Linked DNA regions of Homo sapiens: region 2 is linked to region 1. The links are chromatin contacts, found by Hi-C or POLR2A ChIA-PET in ENCODE. All regions are on one chromosome and are shown on one strand. The core of a region is the stretch at or near the end of the contact, and the rest is flanking DNA. Distances in the headings are between cores, read along the strand shown. Region 1 overlaps PTPN21 (protein tyrosine phosphatase non-receptor type 21). Region 2 overlaps PTPN21 (protein tyrosine phosphatase non-receptor type 21).

The links. A loop is a pair of places that touch in the nucleus more often than their neighbours do. ChIA-PET counts read pairs that join two places held with the same protein, here RNA polymerase II (POLR2A). Pooled maps may share reads with other maps.
Region 2: a loop to region 1 is called in a map of Right ventricle myocardium inferior, with 3 times the contacts of the local background. The contact joins two enhancer-like sites. A Hi-C loop is called at or near these places in 9 of 168 maps with a recorded cell type or tissue (IMR-90, PC-3, Right ventricle myocardium inferior and 6 more) and 10 of 50 pooled maps. POLR2A ChIA-PET finds 5 or more read pairs at or near these places in 2 of 52 experiments (MCF 10A and activated CD4-positive, alpha-beta T cell).

Annotation. Positions count from the first base shown.
Region 1 is chr14:88,491,345-88,494,044 of GRCh38, forward strand. The region is part of intron 10 of PTPN21 (protein tyrosine phosphatase non-receptor type 21); the gene reads right to left. Among named protein-coding and RNA genes, the nearest start is that of PTPN21, 62 kb to the right of the region's middle. RefSeq lists an enhancer at 1,099-1,288. Within about 2 kb of position 1,292, at least 5 of the 41 ENCODE cell types and tissues checked have a DNase peak (open chromatin) inside an H3K27ac peak, as active enhancers do.
Region 2 is chr14:88,534,019-88,536,718 of GRCh38, forward strand. All of the region lies in intron 2 of PTPN21 (protein tyrosine phosphatase non-receptor type 21), which reads right to left. Among named protein-coding and RNA genes, the nearest start is that of PTPN21, 20 kb to the right of the region's middle. Within about 2 kb of position 1,358, at least 3 of the 41 ENCODE cell types and tissues checked have a DNase peak (open chromatin) inside an H3K27ac peak, as active enhancers do.

The DNA of each region.
Region 1 (2,700 bases), core at 42-2,541:
GACACCCTGGGATTACAGTTCCCCTTTCTGTGCAAGTCGAGTCTATCTCCTGGGCCACCAGTCACCCCAGCCCAAAGCAGATGTCCAGAAGCCACCGTCCAGTTCCAGGCCAGGGGCAGTTTTGTTAAATGCCTATCACGCTTTAGTTTACCCATCTGGCCCATGACAACAAGTCTACCAATACTTCAGAATCATAATATTGGAACATGACTAAACAGTCTATATTGAGAGCCTTTAAAACATGGCCATAACAATTAAAGTTCTTTTCATTTTATTATCAAGCAAAATTTTAAAAGCTAATATTAAAAGCTTCATTTACTTTATGTGGGAAACAAACGCTCACAATGAAATATATTAGTTCCCTACAGAATGAATCATAAGTAATTACATAGGAATAGCTCATGGAAATCGACTGCCACAATCTATTGGATATATAGAGATTGAAAGCAAACTTTGGAAAACAGCCCTTTAAACATAACTATTCCATTTTAAAAAGATTCAGGTGTTCCTTATTTAGGTATAGCATATGCAACTGATGACATTAATGTAGTTTTGTTCACACTTGCCAATAAATAGCAATATTCCAAAAACTAGAGCTGAATTTCTAAGACTCATTCACCATAATCAATCATTTGTTGCTTTTCCCTCTTCCCTCTTTTACTTATTACAAGTTGTTAATTTGCAAAAAAAAAAACACAAAACAAAACAAACAAACAAACAAAAAACAGGCACTAACCACCAACCAATATGGATGCCTCATGGAAAGGGATTATGTTTTATGGTTTATTCAAAATGTAGACTCTCCACTATTTTCCAGAGAAGAAACAAACTGAGGTAATAATGGCTCAATATTATGAACACTCTTAACTTATTAAAGTCTTTAAAATGAAAATGCTGTGGTCCAACAGACTGCATTATCTACTGCTTGAATCTTAGAACTTACTTCTGCATAGAAATCATGCCACATATGGCTGGATAACCAGGCCAGCCCCAGGGAACCCCAAAGGCAAGTAGCACTACTGAATATCACCACCAGGGGGAACACTTTCATATGCAAATACACCCAGGCCCCTAGCAGAAACCGCTTCCCATATTTACAAAGAAAGCAGGTTCCTCCTCCCTGTCAGTGCTTACGAAAATCCCATCACCAGACCAGCGATGGGGACTCGGATGCAAACATGGTGCAGGGGAAGGCAGAGAAGAGACAGGGACTGGGCCATACATGCAAACCACTGGCCAGCTCCCCGTCCGGGTGGGCATCCCCGCATGTTATCTTTACACTGCTGCTCCTGCCCAGAGTTTCTCTCACACCCTGCAAGACAGAAGGCACTTCCACAGCCTTTCTCCTTCCTTCCTGGTGCTAAGGGACAAAATGCCCTTGTTAGACTTTGCCTCCACCCCATGCCTCATTTACAATCTGTAATAAAAGGAAGAGACAAAGGAGCAAAAGTGCTCTTCTCCCCTGTGACTCCCATCACTGCCACACTCCGGCTCCCATTGTTCACTAAGCCCTTATGCACCGGGCACCTTGCCAGACAGGGGACACGAAGATGAGGAAGAGGAGACCCTGCCCTCATGGAGCTTCATCAAACAAGAGAGACAGATCAAATGAAAATGATCTGTCAGTTGATATCTGTCAATATGAAAAAAGCAGGCAGGAACTACTCTAACAGGCTAGCACAGCGGCTAAGAGCACAGGCTCGAGTCTTGCTGCTCCACTTACTAGTTGTGTGGCAGGGCAAGACATTTCACTTCTGTAAGTCTCCATACCTTCATCAATAATGGGATAGTAATAATTGTGCCCAACAGGGTTACTGTAAGGATTAAAGAAAATAAAAGCTCTCAGTATAATGCTTGACACAGAGCAAGCATTTACTAAATTATTGTTATGAATTATTCAGGTCATTGTTATAAAAGAGGTAGAAAAAACAACTTTCAGAGTGGTGTCAAGGACTAAGCAAACTGAATGTTTGGTGGTGTCTATGGGGGCTGTATTTTAAACTCAATCTTGAAGAATGACTAAGAGTCTGTCAGAGAAGGGAAGGAAGGGCATTTTAGCAAAGGCCTGGGCTGGGGGCATTCACATGATAAGGAAAGATGCCTTCCTGGAGTCAGACTCCAAGGCCAACTGGGCTGGGGCAGCTAAGTCCAGAGAAGGACCTCAGGAGTCTGCCCTTAATCCTGTACCCAGGACGGGGCGGGTGAGAGGCACATGCTCAGATTTGTTCCTGACATGTAACTTCAAGAGCAGTGCTACATATTTTGCTTATCTATCCAGAAGACTGACTGCATACAGATGAGATAGGGCGTGGGGGGCCAAGTGGGAGGGAGCTCCAGGAGGTGCCTCCAGACATGGACCAGGGACAAGAGGACAGCTTAAAGAAAGGTTGTGGGAATTGAGTGCAACATTTCGGGTCTCAGCTTAGATGTCACTTGGCTGGGTAGCCTTTCCTATCTTGGCAGTTCTGGGTGACGTACCATTTTCCTAAGGGATCTTACAGCACCAAGACATCTTGAATCAGAGCTCTTAACACCTGTATCTATAGATTAGCTGAACAAATTCATTAAGGCCGACAGTGAGCCAGGCCCTTGCTTGGCATGGGGAATATAGCACTGAAGGCAGGGAAGAGTGTCTGTCCTCAAGCACTGCTCTAGAGCTAACCTGCTGGCAGGGGATACAGGCAAACAAACAAACAAACA
Region 2 (2,700 bases), core at 108-2,607, 43 kb after region 1:
GATGATCCTGACCCTGTTTAAGGCTAGGCTAATATGTGTGTCTTAGTTTTCAACACAGAAGTTTAAAAAGTGGCCGGGCACGGTGGCTCACACGTGTAATCTCAGCATTTTGGGAGGCCAAGGTGAGTGGATCACTTGTGGCGAGGAGAGTTCAAGATCAGCCTGGCCAACGCGGCAAAAACCCACCTCTGCTAAAAATTAAAAAAAAGGGGGGGCGGGGGGCGCTTGGTGGTGCACACCTGTAATCCCAGCTACTTGGGAGGCTGAAGCACAAAAATGGCTTGAACCCAGGACGCAGAGGTTGCAGTAAGCCAAGATCACGCAACTGTACCCCAGCCTGGGCAACAAAGTAAGACTGTCTCAAAAGAAAAAAAAAAAAGTTTAAAAAGTAAAAAACAAAAAAATACTTTAAAATAGAAAAAAGCTTATAGGGTAAGGATATAGATATTTTTGTATAGCTGTACAATGTGTCTGTGTTTTAACCTATGTTATTACAAGAGTCAAAAGTTTTAAAAATTTAAAAGTTTGTAAAGCAAAAACGTTATAGTAAGCTGAGGTTAATTTATTATCGAAGGCCAGGTGTGGTGGCTCATGCCTGTAATCCCAGCACTTTAGGAGGCCGAGGTGGGAGGATCACCTGAGGTCAGGAGTTCAAGACAAGCCTGGCCAACATGTTGAAACCCCATTTCTACTAAAACTACAAAAATTAGCCAGGTGTGGTGGTGCACGCCTATAATTCCAGCTACTTGGGAGGCTGAGGCTACTTGGGAGAATGCTTGAGCCTGGAAGTCGAGGCTGCAGTGAGCCATGATTGCGTCACTGCACTCCAACCTGGGCAACAGAGTGAGACTCTGTCTTAAAAAATTAAAAAATTGTGATATATTTAATGTAGCCTAGCTGTACAGTGTTTCTAGAGGCTACAATAGTGTCCTACTACTATAGTGCAACTTCCTAGGCCTTCGTATTCACTGACTCACCCACAGCAACTTTTAGTTCTGCAAGCGCCATTCACGGTAAGTACCCTATACAGGTGTACCTTTTTAATCTTTTACCTCACATTTTTACTGCACCTTTTCTATGCTTAGATATGTTTAAGTACACAAATACTCACCATTGTTATATATATATAATTACCTACAGTATTCAGTATAGTAACATGTTGGACAGGTTTATTATAGCCTACCAGGACTAGGCCACAGCACATAGCAGGTGTGCAGTAGGCTATACCACGTAGGTTTAAGTACTCCCTGTGATGTTCACACAACAATGAAATTGCCTAACGAATTTCTTAGAACATTTCCCTGTCCTTAAGTGACACATGGCTGTATTTCCCCCGGGTGACAATGCCTGAGATTCCAATAGCTGCCACTAGCATGGTGTGGTACAAAGAGCACTAGATTTGCAGGCAAAAGGCTCGGCCTTTGAGTCCTGACTTTACCACTTGCCAGCTCTGGAATGTCTCACTTCCTCACTGAGTCTGTTTCTTAATAGGGAATTTAACATGTACTCTTCCTTCCTCAAAATTGTGGTGAAGAACTTTGTAAGTTCTAATCGTACTGATAATACTGAAAAGCACTCTTACCTTTGTCATGGTACCTATATTTAGCAGATAGGATCTCTTCAGGTATGACAGAAAATAGAATAAAACTTGAATCAAGCATGCTTCTTCCTTGAAAATATCACTATTCAAATAACAGTCAAACTAATTTCTTCCTTTAAAGTCTGAACATACCAGGACTTTTACTAAAAGAAAGGCAAAAACTTTGCTACAGACAGGCCCATGTGCCTGAAATTTTAACTACTGCCTTGGTCTAGGATATCTTCCCAGAAGCACACATCCTCTCTTCCTTGAGTCCAAATCTTCTGGACTATGCACGTCCTGTTAATGGAGTTCGTTTAATTGTAACAGAAGTTTTCCAGCAGACAGCCTTTAGTTATTGGCGTTCAGTTCATGTCTCCTGCCACACTTTGTTATATAACTTTCCAGTGCTTTTCCTGATAAGAAACTTTACCTCCACGTGGCTTCTCTTTCTCCACAGCTGCATCCACTCTCACTGGTGATCAAAGCAAATTGACTTGACCTGTGGGAAACTCATTCCAGCAGAAGTTGTTAAATCACTGAATCTTCTAGCATCCCCTAGATCAATTCTCAATAGTCACTGTAGAGAATTTTGTGAAACTTTCATTGTCAGGTGTGTTTACATTCTCCCTTCCTTTCCTATTTTGTTATGAACAAACATATCAGGATAGTTTTCAAAAAGTTATTCAATGATTTCTTCATAGTTGTTTAAAATTTTTTCATAGCTACTCTTCTAAAATTGTACAGATAACTGTGCCTGCTTTGTAAACTACAGTAAAAATAAAAGTTAAAACAAACTTGGCTTCTTTTCAGCACAATATGGTTGACTTACTTTACATGAACTGATGTTGACTGAGAACAAAGTGATTTGATAACCAAGTTTTTTGTTCAAAGCAAAAGAGAGTTTACAAATTTGAGATGGGGAAAAAATGTGCAGCACCCAAATCATAGTCCCCTAAGGAGACGTCAGCTATTAAAAGCAGGTCCAAATCCTGTCAGAATGTAAACCCTTTCCTAATCCCTAAGTCATTTCTCGTCTAATTATTTTAAGAGTCTTTTTGGTTGTACTATTTTTAAAGTAGAGCAGAGGGACACAGAAATTAGCTGAAGGGTTTTTAAAG